Regions from separate parts of the Homo sapiens genome. Here all the other regions are linked to region 3. The links are chromatin contacts, found by Hi-C or POLR2A ChIA-PET in ENCODE. All regions are on one chromosome and are shown on one strand. The core of a region is the stretch at or near the end of the contact, and the rest is flanking DNA. Distances in the headings are between cores, read along the strand shown. Region 1 overlaps LINC01091 (long intergenic non-protein coding RNA 1091). Region 2 overlaps LINC01091 (long intergenic non-protein coding RNA 1091). Region 3 holds the start of SPRY1 (sprouty RTK signaling antagonist 1). Region 4 overlaps LINC01091 (long intergenic non-protein coding RNA 1091).

Evidence for each region. Hi-C counts contacts between places; a loop is a spot of excess contacts on that map. ChIA-PET counts read pairs that join two places held with the same protein, here RNA polymerase II (POLR2A). Pooled maps may share reads with other maps.
Region 1: a loop to region 3 is called in a pooled map of psoas muscle, with 4 times the contacts of the local background. The contact joins the enhancer-like site here to the promoter of SPRY1 in region 3. A Hi-C loop is called at or near these places in 2 of 50 pooled maps.
Region 2: a map of IMR-90 shows a loop between it and region 3 (9-fold over the local background). The contact joins the enhancer-like site here to the promoter of SPRY1 in region 3. A Hi-C loop is called at or near these places in 12 of 168 maps with a recorded cell type or tissue (IMR-90, ascending aorta, cardiac septum and 8 more) and 19 of 50 pooled maps. POLR2A ChIA-PET finds 5 or more read pairs at or near these places in 1 of 52 experiments (activated CD4-positive, alpha-beta T cell).
Region 4: a loop to region 3 is called in a map of chondrocyte, with 5 times the contacts of the local background. The contact joins the enhancer-like site here to the promoter of SPRY1 in region 3. A Hi-C loop is called at or near these places in 1 of 168 maps with a recorded cell type or tissue (chondrocyte) and 4 of 50 pooled maps.

Annotation. Positions count from the first base shown.
Region 1 is chr4:123,868,014-123,871,546 of GRCh38, reverse strand. All of the region lies in intron 4 of LINC01091 (long intergenic non-protein coding RNA 1091), which reads right to left. Among named protein-coding and RNA genes, the nearest start is that of LINC01091, 220 kb to the right of the region's middle. Within about 2 kb of position 1,711, at least 2 of the 41 ENCODE cell types and tissues checked have a DNase peak (open chromatin) inside an H3K27ac peak, as active enhancers do.
Region 2 is chr4:123,831,355-123,835,088 of GRCh38, reverse strand. All of the region lies in intron 4 of LINC01091 (long intergenic non-protein coding RNA 1091), which reads right to left. Among named protein-coding and RNA genes, the nearest start is that of LINC01091, 180 kb to the right of the region's middle. RefSeq lists a silencer at 2,361-2,655. Within about 2 kb of position 2,273, at least 15 of the 41 ENCODE cell types and tissues checked have a DNase peak (open chromatin) inside an H3K27ac peak, as active enhancers do; they include IMR-90, ascending aorta, endothelial cell of umbilical vein and 3 more, where a contact is called at or near this core.
Region 3 is chr4:123,394,869-123,398,094 of GRCh38, reverse strand. SPRY1 (sprouty RTK signaling antagonist 1) reads right to left here and starts at 1,300. Exons shown (of 3, transcript NM_001258038.2): 1 at 1,163-1,300; 2 at 239-484.
Region 4 is chr4:123,697,849-123,701,283 of GRCh38, reverse strand. The region is part of intron 3 of LINC01091 (long intergenic non-protein coding RNA 1091); the gene reads right to left. Among named protein-coding and RNA genes, the nearest start is that of LINC01091, 50 kb to the right of the region's middle. Within about 2 kb of position 1,308, at least 5 of the 41 ENCODE cell types and tissues checked have a DNase peak (open chromatin) inside an H3K27ac peak, as active enhancers do.

The DNA.
Region 1 (3,533 bases), core at 462-2,961, 470 kb before region 3:
CATTTCCCTAGGGGCATACGGGTGCCCTGCTTCAGAGGATCTCAGTGCATCGCTGAGGTGACCTCTGATTAGGGACAGTCAACCATGCAAACCCTGAGAACTGCCGGGAAAACAAGGACTGTCATCTAAATGATGATGATGTAAAGATCACCACAAACACCCTCTCAACACCCACTCAAGGACTCCTCCCAGAAACCTCCAGCAGCCCAAAGTGGACCCATGTCGAAAGTCACTGGGTGACTACAACCCTGAACCATAAGTTTAATTTATGCTAGAGTAATAAAGTTTTTTCCTTAAAGAAATTACATGTATAGGTTTATGTGTGTATATCCATATAAGCATGTCTGTCTCAATGTTCCTCAGATTCTATTTCACTATAAAATAATTTGCTCTCAAGGTACTATTTTAAAACCTTTTTCTATTACTAGGTAATCATCATGACTACTCAATAGAATCAGATCCTATGCATAACTGAGACCTGATCCACAGGAAATATCAGAAAATTCTCATATCTGGTTACATACTTCAAATTGCCTTATTTTATGTGTTTTATTTTTATTTGTGTAGCATAAATCAATAGAATTTTCATTTTCTACTTGTCCACACAAAAGCAGGAAAAGTAAAAGGAGAGTCTCTCTGTTTGCCTTTGCATAGATTCGTACATGAAAACCAGATAGAATAAAACAAGGGTATGGTAGTCAGTGAGTTCAGAGGTTCATAAATGATCAAACCTTTCACCTCACTGTTTCCTTTCCATCTCTGAGTATTTATTTTAACTCAGAGTTTTAGTCTTTGGCCTTCAGTGCCAGAAATATTCTTACATGTTCAGATAAGGCACTTTCATCCAGTTCCAAAAATGTGGAGGGTGGGGGTCAGATTTGAATCCCCACTTACCCTGAGGTAAATATCTCTCATTGGACAAATACTTGGAATGTCTTGACTGACGTCCCTGCAGCTGACAAGAGGCTATTTGGGGTCTTGCTTTTACCTCCACCATTTCCCTTTTCTGAATTTACATAACAGCAAAGACAATAAATTGTGTCTAGGTTCTTCCCATTCCCTCCAAAGCCAGGCTGAGGACAGGAGGGCTTGCCCATGTTTTCAGCTTGACCCTACCTGTGTTAGGCTCTGGCTGCCCGACCATGTCAGCATTCCAGGACCATGAGAGAAGGCCATGTTTGCAACCCAACAGGAAGAGGAGTAAGCCAGGCATTGACATCACCTGACAGATGCGTTTCTCAAGTGGGAAATGTTATTCAAGGTTTTATCATGGAAATCATTGACAGAGAAAAGGAATAAAGAAAAAAACGAGAGGGAGAGAGAAAGTCAGTGCCAAGATGGGCATGTTTTGCACCCTATAAAAAAGGAATTAAAATGACTCAACCTCACCTCCCTTTCTCTACATTCCCCCCCTCCTCATTCATCCTTTATGTCTGGAAGTAAATGTTTCTGAAATACTATAGCTACCGGCAGAGCAGCAACACATAATAACATGGTAGCAACACATAAAACTGTCAGTCTTCAAGGAAAATAGATGGTTAGGTTGAGGGGGTAAATGGACTAAATCAATTTGAACATGCATGTTAAGGACTGTGAAAGGGCAGAGTTTAGAGCTGCTAGGCTGGAAAACATTTGTCTCCGTCTTCTTGTATTTCCACAGCACTGGGCAGAATCCACCCACAGGCTTCTCCCTTGGCTCCAGTCTGACTCTGTGGCTGATTAATGGCAGCTGGAGGTGTCCAGTAATTTCCTCACCTAATAATAAACTACAACCCAAAATGGAGGTTCCCCTCAGGCCCACATTTAACATACCTATACTTACAAGCAGGAGGTAGCCAATTACACTGTCTCTGTGCCCACTGCTTAGAAAGTACATGCTCCAGCAAGGCTGAGGCAATTTTGTTTACCATGGGGATCCAATTCCTGTCTATACCAGACAGATTGCTTCTTTTACACAATGAACACACATTAAGTAAGCTCATTTCAGAGACCAAAAACACTTAGAAAAAATTTCTAGCAGTTCCACAAGATCCATTTCTAAGCAATTCATTCTTTTCCCAAAAATGTGGAGGGAAAAAAGTGTCAAATGACAGACTTGGTCTTAAGCCTTTTTGGAACTTAAATTTTAAATTGCTGTTACCAAAATGTCAGGTTGTAATTGCAAAGCCTGAAGCCTAAGCAATCACTCTAATTCCCTGCTTCCTGAGGCATCCAATAAAGCTGTTTGTATTTGGGCAGTTCTTCCTCACAGATTCGTTTGGCAATGAGAATTGGTACATGCCACATACTATAAGGCGATTACATGGATTAACTTTGTGATATTAATTAAGTGGTTATCCTCAACATTCATATTTATAGTAACTAACAAAATTAATTATAAGCTAGGGAATAAAACATATAAAGAAAAATACAGAAATGTATGTGCATGCCTGCACACATACGTGAGTTCCCCATGAGTAGTAGCAGAGCAGAGATGTGGGTTAATGGAGAGACTACACAGACCTGAATTCAGATCACATTTCTGCTGCTGAATTGCTTAACTTCATGAAAGCATCTTAGCCTCTATTTGTTTCTTTTCTTTTTTTTTTTTTTTTTTTTTGAGATGGAGTCTTGCTCTGTCACCCAGGCTGGAGTGCAGTGGCATGATCTCGGCTCACTGCAACCTCCGCCTCCCGGGTTCAAGTGATTCTCCTGTCTCAGCCTCCCAAGTAGCTGGGATTACAGGCATGCGGCACCACATCCAGCTAATTTTTGTATTTTTAGTAGAGATGGGGTTTCATCATGTTGGCCAGGCTGGTCTCAAGCTCCTAACCTCATGTGACACACCCACCTCGACCTCCCAAAGTGCTGGGATTAGACATGAGCCACCATGCCTGACTGCCTCTATGTACTTCTGTTTCCTCACTTATAAAATGAGAATCATATTTATCAGGAATAATGTATGTAAAGTACCCAGCGCACCATCTGGCACAAAGTAGGCAACTTACAATTAGTTTCACATGTTAGAGGTAAAATCCAAAATTATTATTGTTTTAGTGGTGATAAAATATGCATAACATAACATTTACTTTTTGAACCATTTTTAAGTGTACCATTCAGTGGCATTGAGTACATTCACATTGTTGTGCAATCATCACCACCACTGAACTATTTTCAGCTTGCACAACAGAAACTCTGTACCCACTAAACAGTAATTTCCTATTCACCCCTTCCTCCAGGCCTTGGCAACCACCATCTACTTTCTGTTGCTATGAATCTGATTTCTAGGTACCTCATATAAGTGGAATTATAGAGTATTTTTCTCCTTTCATGATGGGCTTATTTCACTTTGCATAATGTCAAGTTTCATACATGTTGTGGCATGTGTCAGAATTTTCTTCCTTTTCAAGGCTGAGTAATATTCCATTGTGTGTACAAACCACATTTGGTATATCCATTCAACCTTCAATGGACACTTGGGTTGCTTCCACCTTTTTGCTGTTGTGAAAAATGCTGTTATGAATATTGATGTAGAGTATCTCCTTAAATTCCTG
Region 2 (3,734 bases), core at 1,024-3,523, 440 kb before region 3:
TCGATCTCCTGACCTCGTGATCCACCCGCCTCGGCCTCCCAAAGTACTGGGATTACAGGCGTGAGCCACCGCCCCTGCCGCCACTTGGTAATTCTTGACTCAAGTAAGACCAATTAACATCACTTGGCCTTGGAGTATTCTAAGTCTTTTATTTTATAAATTGAAGAGGTTAAACTCAATGTGCTCTGATGTTCCTATAAACTTCTATGATCAGAAATCAAATATTTCGTAAGCCTCTTGGTAACTATTCAAATCTAAACAGTATTTTTAGGATTTTCTTAAGCATGGTATCTGAGTCTGAAACACATGGTAATAAGAGCCATAGTAATAGTGATAATAATGATGATAATAAAATAGCTGTCATTTATTTATCTGCAAATATTCATAAGGGCCTAGCTTGTGTCAGATGCTGTTCTAGGCAATGAGGGCACGGGAGAGAAGGACACATACCTGAGTTTGGGGAGTTTATATTCTAGTTTAGGGAGATGACATTTAACAAGTGTAATACAGCATGTCTAATTGTGATAAGGACTCAAAGAGAAACAGTACAAGGATTGGCAATGAAGAGTGCTGAAAGGCATTTCAGAGCATTCTTTAAAATACTTATTAGGAGCCATGAATTTTACAGGGATTCTCTCATTTCATCCTAACAATAATCTTATAAAAATTATTATCTTATACCTACTGTACAGATGAAAGAAGTGGGCTCAGAGACATCAATGAAATGGCTCAGGGTCACACAGATCGTTAAGTAGTGAAACTCTAGAGCCCAAGTCCTAACCATTATGTGGTACTGCTTTCTACCAGATGATACAATACAAGTCTCTAACGATCTCATAAACCAATATAAACACACAGATTCTGTACACTCAGAGCTCCTTTTCTTTCCTGCTGTGTTTATCCATAAAACCTATTGAAAGTGTTAATATTATTAGGAGGTAGCATCCTGGCACATATGATTTTTTCCTAAATCAGTGCATCTTGGGCAATGTTTGAAAAGCAGCACATAATAACCACAATTAAAAGACCAAAACTTAACAAGAGAGAAAAATCATTACAAAGACTTCATGGCATGTTCCTCAACTGTACTAGGTTGGTGAAATATTCTATACAGATGGACCCTAGGATACCAAAATTATATTTGTGCATTAGTCCTGTTCAAGGAAATACAAATCACATTTCAATGCAATAAAATAATTAACACCAGAGACTGTAATAGAATCAAATTTCACATAGAGCAGGGACACACAAGGGTAACATAGTGAAATGGTTAAATGCATGGATTCAGTACTCAAATACATGTTCCAGCTTGCTCTGTCACTAACTCTACCTTCTTAAAAGCCTACTATCTTCTCTGAATGCTGGTTTTCTTATCATTATGATAGTAATAATAATAGTATCAATCTTATATGTTTTGTGAGAATTAAAAGAGTTAATGCATGTTAAAGGCTTAGCTCAGTACCATCAAACAGGAAATGTACAATAAATCTTATTTATTACTGTTATTATCATGAATGGATGTGCCACCTTGAGCAAAGGGGATTTGAATGCTCAGAGAAGTAAAAGGTCTGACACTTAACAGGATACCTGATGTTATTTTTCCAAGAACCTATCTACACATGAGTGTTGAAGGAACCACTACTCCCCCTTCCCAAATTGCTGCCTCGGGAATATATTTAGAAACTAATTGTTAACAGTAGCAGCATATCCAAACAAAAAGGGCAATGACATAACTTTGACTCATTTCTGTACATTTATATAAATAATTCAACTAATGAGTGTCTTACAAGAAGAAAGAATGAAGATGACGCCACTGGTATGTAAAAATATTCATATCAACTCAGCCCCTTTTGTTAACTCTCAATAGCTACTGATTATCTGATTATTCCTTCTCATCTGTGTTTGGATGACTTCAAGGCACTTCCCAGCAAGTAAACTCATAATATTAAAGCAATGTTCTTTCCCAATTTATACCAGATTTCATCCCATCATATCAACAGCCCATATAGCCAAAGAAAGGGCTTTCTTACACATGGTTTCCATGGTGTTTATGCCTTTCTATCCTAAACAGACAGATGCATTAAGCAATGCATGTCAATCCCATTATGAGGCTGTGAAATGGGCAGAAGTTTTGTTACACACTCATGCAATCACACACATTGTGAACATCCTGTTTATTTGGCTCATCCTCTGATGATTGGCTGTGGTATATCAGCACATTACTGACAGCTGGGAATTTCTCCAGTGGAACATGCCTTTCCTATGACAAACATCCAACGAGCAATGGGAACATGTGTCTGCCCACTGTGCCCATACAAAGCAGCCCAGTTTCTCCAAATGCAGAGCATATTGGGTGCTTGGATTTTCTCAGAATGCCACCGACAGGCCCCTGGTGACCTTTAGGGGCCATATGAGATAATACATTCTTAGACTCCTATTTCCGGACTGCTTTGGGCAAGGTCAGGATGGCAAATGTCCCACTTCCACAATATCAGATGTTACGGTAATTCCTTTTAGCTAATGTGTAAGAGCAAAGGAATGCCTTCAAACCTCATCTAGGCCCTGTGGAATCTGTTGAAAATGCATGACAGCTGTGGGCTTTGGCGAGGTTGTCTGTGAATGTATGAGATTTGGAAACCATTCAAAGCTAGAAATAACTGTACAACTCATAACCCTTCACCACTGCTCACTCTCTCTCTCTCTCTCTCTCCCCCCTCTCCCCCCCCTCCGCCCCCCGTCATGTCATTCTCTCTTCCCATCACTCATTTCTCATGCACTGTATCTGGGTCACAATCTCATCCTCCTGACTCAAATGCATCATCACTGCTGGGAACTGTGGATAACATCCTCCACACAAAAAGATGGGAAAAGAAGAAAGAGGCAGGGGTGGCAGTGGGGGCAACAGAAGGATTTTAATAACGCACAAGAACAGGAAATTGAGAAAGATCTTTTTTTTCAGTATCCAACTGGGAGTTGAGAAGCAGCAGCAAACTCACACTTATTTAAAGGCCCATCTGCAGGTAGAATCATCCTCGGGTGCTCGAATGATGTGTAAAGGCACTTGTTTTCCTAAACCTGAATAATACTTTGAAAGGCTATGGCTATTTATACTTCACTTTTGAAACTTGTATGTGTATTTTATGCACCTCACCATTAACTCTCACAGCAAAAGAGTTTGTGAGTGACATTTTTGAGAAAAGTAGGATAATTAGGAAAAGGAACTGAGAGAAAAGGGGTCAAGCTCAAAAGCCGGCTTTTTATTCAAATGACTTATACCCAACTACACTATTGATTCTGACCTCAGAATTCCTACTCTTGAAATTTTGACTTAAATTATCATCTCCAGATTCAAAGACTCAGCAACCTGGTTCATAAACAATGTGACACCCTGGTAATCACTGGCTTTTTTCCTGTAACTTCTGCTACTTCTACATAGATTTAACATACTACCTCTTGGCACAATCAGGTTGTTCCAGCAGTTTTTACTTTCTAGTTAAACCCAGGTTTTTCACATGGTGGCTGTGGGTCAGTCATTGACCATAATGACTTTTCAGCAGTCTAAGCTAAGAGGCACATTATCCACAGTTTAGCCAGGATGGAGCTTTACAACTAATGAATTATTTTGGCAGTTAATATTATCCCACTGATACCCTAAAATGAAACAAAAACACATAGATAACATTAAAACAACTAATTTAGAACATGGGAAACTATGTAAAGAAGGAAAAAAAAAC
Region 3 (3,226 bases), core at 51-2,550:
GCTCAGAGAACTCGGGTTCTAGTCGCTCCTCGCAAGGAACGAAGGAAGGGATGGCGGCTTCCTGACGAGCGAAAAATCCACGTCACGGGCGTTCGAGACTCCGCAGCGCCCGGGTCGGGGCCCGAACCGCCGTCGGCGGGTGGGTCACGGAGCCGCGCAGTACCCCGGCGAAACCTCGGAGCACGCGCCTGCCAGGCAGAGGCTGCCGCGGCCGGGAGGGGGAGGGGGATTTTTTTACCCTTTTCTTTTTTTTTTTTTTTTTAGCGGGGAGGAGTGAAGAGAGTGAGGTTTGGGGATCCTTCTCGGAGAGAGAAAGGCGGGCGTCGTCCCTTGTGCCCCGCGCAGGCCGACGCGCTTAGCCGATTCCGCACGTTGGGCAAGTGGGGGCACAGCGTCCCCGGGCACTCCGGTCCCGGCAGGTCAGCCTCTCCCGGGCAGCGCTCACACCCAGTCCTCCGAGCCTGGGGTTCCACGGCCGAAATGCCTGCGACAGAGAATTAGAGATAGAAGCTCGTGAATGTCCCTTTCTTCGAAGGGCTGGGACCCCGGGCGGGCCGCTGGCCAGCTCGCCCGCAGCCCGTTGCCATGTGCTCCCTGTTGCTGCTCCCGGTGATTGACAGGCCGGCGCACAGTCGGCGTGTCAGCCGCGAACCAAAGTAACATGCAGTCCTGCACGTTTTTGCCGAGGTGCTTTTGCCCCCTGGAATGCCTAGGAGTTCAAACAACGTTCAAGCAACGCCTCTGCGCGTTAGGAATCAATACACAGAGACGGGAAATTCAGGTTTTAAACCAATGCTTCACTCGGGATTCGGTCGCCAACAATGCCTAAACAAACACGCATTTGGTCCACACACCGAGTGCTAGCCCCTCTTCGCATAAAGGCATTAACGGCTCTGTGTTTCACAAATTCGATCGTTTCAGACTTTAAACGTCTACTGTTCGGTTAAGGAAAGGTGAAAGGGACCCTGCTTTTTCTTTTAGCGGTAGCATTTACTTTAAGAGCATTAGTTTTAGCAGTGGGAATGCTACCGGTGTTTTGAAATGCAACCAGTAACCTTAGCTGGAAAGCAAGTTCAAATAAATAAATGTTCAGTTCCTTGCAAAAGTCAACATTTCTCACCTTATCTTTCCTAAAATGTCTACGGAAGGAAACGGTACTTACCTAATGCAAAGATTGCAAATTGCTTTTCAGGCACATTTAACAGCGACTGTAGCTGTTCCTTATCCAGGGCAGGGAACTGTGCTGATAATCACTCTGCAAAGCACGCAGTGGTTTGCAGAGCGGTCTCACTCCGGCTACGCAGAATTTCAGCTCCTTGCCTCCACCTCCACCTCCACTCCAGGACACGCCTCCGGTGATATCATGTGTCAATCACTCGGGCTGCCCGAAAACCTGGAACAGGATTTCCTTAACTATCGTTTCCTCTTTCGTTTATGTGTACCAACTTGGAAATGTTGCCCTACAGACTCGTGTAATAAACATCCTCTTAAAACTTCGGGAGTGCCTCTAAAAATTCTGCAAATGCAGTTTGTCATAGAGGAATACATTCGGATTTAGTTAGCAATCTTCAGTTGTCGATCTCAATTAAAAGGATTGGTGGACTCTACTCTTAAGTTGAATTAGAAAAGAATTGTGAAGAATAAAAGAAAATGAAAAAAGTTGTATGCCAAGCCATCACTTCTGACCAACTAGAGGGAAAACGTATATTGACACAAAAAGATGATTATATAACATTACAGTTCCTATTTACAACAAAGTTCAGAATATGTGAAACCTAAAGTTCAAAAGGTGGCACTCCTTACTGCAAATGTAATATAAGCATATGTAATAAAGGTGAAATTTTCTGCTGTGGGTTTTTTAAATAATTGCTTTACCTTGGCTTGTTATATGATTTCCCAAAAATCAAGCACATGGAGAAAAAACCAAATTCTTTCAATTTTGTAATATAGTTGTATAATTTTGCAAAAAATACAAACCCGTATATTTTTTAATTAGCTAAAAGTCAATTAATTAGAATAGAAAAAATTTATCAAGAAGTTTTATAATTCTTAGTAATAGCTGATATGACTGGAAAAAAAACACTTTAAGTAGGAAACTTGATTTCTACTTTCTTACAAACTATGGGATTTTAGGCATTTATTATCAAAGTTGTGCCTTTTCATGCTGCAGTGAGGATAACTTTTTGTGGAATTGAAGGTTCCGTAGAAACTTTTAAAAGCCACCTAAAGACCAAAAACTTAGTGGAAAGGAAATATTTTTCCAGGTACTATATATCAGGAGTAGCTTAAAGTCTGGCAAAACAAAGCAAACAATAACAAAACTCTAGAATCTAAATCATATAAACATATAAGTATGGAAATTTTTAGTTCAAAGTACATTTTTAGTCTCATTTACAATAGCAAGTGGTTCTGTTGAAACTATAAATATATACATACATAACACACACGCACACACACAGGACTTTCAAATGTCTGAGCACTTTCAAAAATTAAAGTTGTGTTTGGAATTGCCTCTGAAGAACACAGAGCATTGTTAAGAACATGAATAACAATAAAAAAGCATCATTAGAAAATAGCATAGAATAAGAATCAAGCCAAAAAGCTACATATTCACTCTTAATATTATGAATTGTATTAAAATAGGCTATTTAAAAGAATAAAATTGATTTCATTGTATTTTTTTCATAGATCTCATTAGATTTGGGGATGTAATGAAATTTTACTAGTGATGGATAGGTTTCTTGTGAATGTATTTGGAATAGACAAATCAAAAATAGACTATCCTATCAGAGTATCTTATTTGGTTCTTCAAAACTATTACCACAGTTGTGAGCTGAGAGGTCAGTTCACCAATATGATAAAACCTGGAGAGGGAGCACTGAACATTCTACCTTCATAAATCCTACAAAATATATTTGAAAGATTTCTATTGCAAATACACTCTATTTCAACCAGAAATGTATTAAAATAATTTTCATTAGATCAAGTATTTTTAAATTATAATAATCAAATCCATGAGATTTTTATCTAAAACACCATCACCATGGGTCATGTTGTATTAAGAAATTAAATATGCTGTACAGAGTTGATCAATAACCCTCCATGTCATTTAGCACTAAAATGCATTAATATGTTTTTCTCTAAATATTACATTACAAATAAATGTACGTATAGCTCTGTCACCTTGGTTCTAAAAGACATTGAATGAAACTTGCCTCTCCTGATT
Region 4 (3,435 bases), core at 59-2,558, 300 kb before region 3:
ATTCCAAAATGGTGGATTCTGTGGTATTTATCTTCTGTTTGTGGAACATTTACAATACAAAAAAAAAAAAAAAAAAAACCCATGTTCTACATCATTCCCACAAAGTCTTCTATTTGCCGAAAGAAAATATATCATTGTGTAGAAGAAAACTAGAGGAAAAACAGAGGTATGTGATTAACATGCTCGATTTTTTTTTATATACACAGATTTATTTCAGAACACTTTGAGACATATCCTAATATTTAACATTGAAAAACCTGAACAAATACCCATTTTAGCATATATTTCTTCTTCAAAATTTACTTCCGTATGAGAGGGGGGATAAAAGACAATACAACCGAAAGCAAGACACTAAGAAAGAAAATTGCATATCTGGGAAGGATGAAAAAGAATGCATGAGATGGCAACAACCCATCCAATGTGAAACTATTTATCAGGCCAAAAGTCAGCTATCTTCCCATAGGAAGTTGTAGGGGGGAAGCATTGGCAAATCTTATCTTCCGAGGGAGATAGACGGTCCCTAGAGTAACAACAACTCCATCAAGTTTTCACTGAACAGTTTCCAGATAAATAATGTCTTTCCACAAATAATCTGCTCTCGAAAGGCAGCCCCCAGACATGAGAAGCAGGAGGAATGGCTAAGGGCTGTGGAATTTTCTGAACATGAACAGTGAAGAATGTAAGTCTTTGTAACTGAGGAATGAGATCATTTTGAAAAATAAATGTCTAGAACCAGGGCTATTGCACAAGTAGGCACGTTTTCAGGGCCTCAGAAAAATGCATTCTCAAGATTAATCTTTACATCTGTTTCCAGAGTCCTCATTCAAAAGTTGACACTTTTGTACAAAGAACACCCTAGTGCTGACTGTGACAAGCAGGCAGCATTGCCAGCGATTTACCAGCAACTCATAAATCTGTGGGAAATACTCCACATATAGTCCTGCCACCCTCACTAAACCCTTGCAACCTCTCCTTGCCCCTGAAATTTGGAGGCTTAGAGCACAGAGAGAAAATAAAAGCAATATAAAGTGTGAGAAGAAAGTAGCCTAATATATAAAATAAAAGACAAAAGCAGACTGGATTATGCCAGCAAGCCATCTGCACAGCTGAAGGCTTCTTCAGGCAAAAAAAGGCTCCACTGTTCCTGAATCAATTGCTTCCTATTCACAGGCTCACTGTATAGGGCTAAATTCAAAATGGCTCTCGGGAAATTCTTGCCAATCCTGTGGTCTGATTTTAGGCTCTATTTTTCCCTTTCTTTTAAAGACCCGAGGATGTAAGTATGTATTAGTGCTGTAAACTTGCCAGCATTCACTGGAATGAGTCAAAGGACCTGGCATTAAATCACAGGGATTTGAGTTGCTAATAAATACAGCAGGCCCCATCCATTGTTGATTAATTCTGACTGAAACCTAAACACCAAACAACAAACACTCTTCTGAACTGCTCTGGTACCCATTAGTTTGATGTGTTTATTAGACAGGGCTGTGTTCTTTCAAGTTTATTAACAACAGATTAAAAAACTGCAAACAAATCTAGGTTTCTTTTTATGATTTAAAAGTGTGGGTACCATTTACTAATGTTTTTAGGGTTAACTGTAAATCCAAACAAGGCTGAAAAAATTATGTCAAACTAAGATCTTGGTACAAAGTATGAATAGTTACTGTCAATGTGCACCTTCCATTATTCAAACAGTTAAAATTTCTATTTTATTTTTTAGAATTGTCATGTTTTTTAAATGCATCCTTGAACAGAGCCTTAAGCAGTATCATAGGTTGAAAAATAAAGTTTTTTCAAGTAATATGATTGATTGCGTACTTTTAAAGATTACAGAAGTTAATAAGACATTTTCATGGTATTTAATTATATTTACCATGTAGCAGAGTTCCTGTACATTTATTCTGATTGGGTCAACTAGCACATATCCATAGAATGTGTGGTATATTATCTATTAGCAGTGCATCAAAGTAAAAAAAATTACAAGCAAATGCACACTGTGCAAAGATAATCAAAAGTGCCCCAGTATCAAGAATTCAAATCATCATATTACAAGCACAAATTTTCAAACCATTTGAATATATTAACCGTGACTATTAAAGTCTGGGTGAATCCTTAAAAATTTCCAAGGTGCATACTATTAACAAATTGGTAGAAGTCCTGAAAAGGCCCAAGAAGTCCTCAAAAAGGCCCAATTATTGCTATTTCAAAGTCTTCAGTGGAAACAAAGATACGGAGACACATAAGTCATATTTACAGTTCCAGGAAAATTACCATAAAAGATATTTACCTTAATCTAAGCTACCTAAGCCTGCAAATCAATTGTACTGATTTAAAAACCATATATTTATATTCTATTAATAGGTTTTACAACTAAGTAAATTTTAAATACCATGTAATTTTAAGCACTTTTCTTTAAATAACGTGTGAAGAAGAAGAATTTTCATGTTTTGGCTAAACAGAAAACTTATTGTCAAATCTGGAGCCTTGGGAAATCCATCATGTCCCAAGGTCATATGAAGCAACATTTGGATTTGTAAAGCCTTCTATAAGTGCATCTGCTATTGCAGTCACAAAATATTCCAACCCAAATCTGTTACTGCAATATCTAAATTTTCCCCCGAGCTTCCCAGACCACCAGAGCTCAACTCAGCAACTCCAAAATTAAATCATTACCTCTTTTAATACTAAATCGTGTTTTCTTAATTTTAACAGCGTGTAAACTACCAAGCTTTTATTCCCTGTTTTTTCCATGAGCACACAAAAGCCACGCTAGTGAAGATCAGAAGACAAGTATAGCAGATTATAAATTTGATTGGCCCATTCAACCCAAAGATTACTACTATTACGGTGGTATTGGTGGTGATTACTATCATGAGACACGAGTAGTGTTTGACTTTATGACATCCACAAACAAATCCTCTTCACCAAAAGAGAGCATTATAAGCATTTCAAAAAACATATGGTACGAAAAATATAGCATTGTGTCGAAAATGGTGAAGACCTAGATACTTCATTAAAAAAAAAAAAGTAATGTTGCCCCTAGTACATGCTCCCACGAATAATTAGTTGATTGAGAATAGAAAAGAGGAGATAAGTGAGGTAGAGAGGAGGGCAGGGGAAGAGGGCATGGGGAAGGAACAGAAGTATGTTAAAGCTTATTACAGTAACATGAATCAAATAATGTTTTCAATCAATGATAGTTGGTTAAAACTAAAAGAATAAGAGAATAAATAACATGTATTACCAATAATTAATGACTAATTATTCCACTTCTATTTATTAGAGAATAAGCACTTTATAAAACTAAACTTTGCATTGTTAATTTTTTGAAGACTAGATTGAGATAATTAGCATCTTGTTATCTTTCGAGATAGAAAAAGAAAATAGAGAATTTGATGGGAAATTCATCTAGTTTTCTTTGATACTATTTGAAAC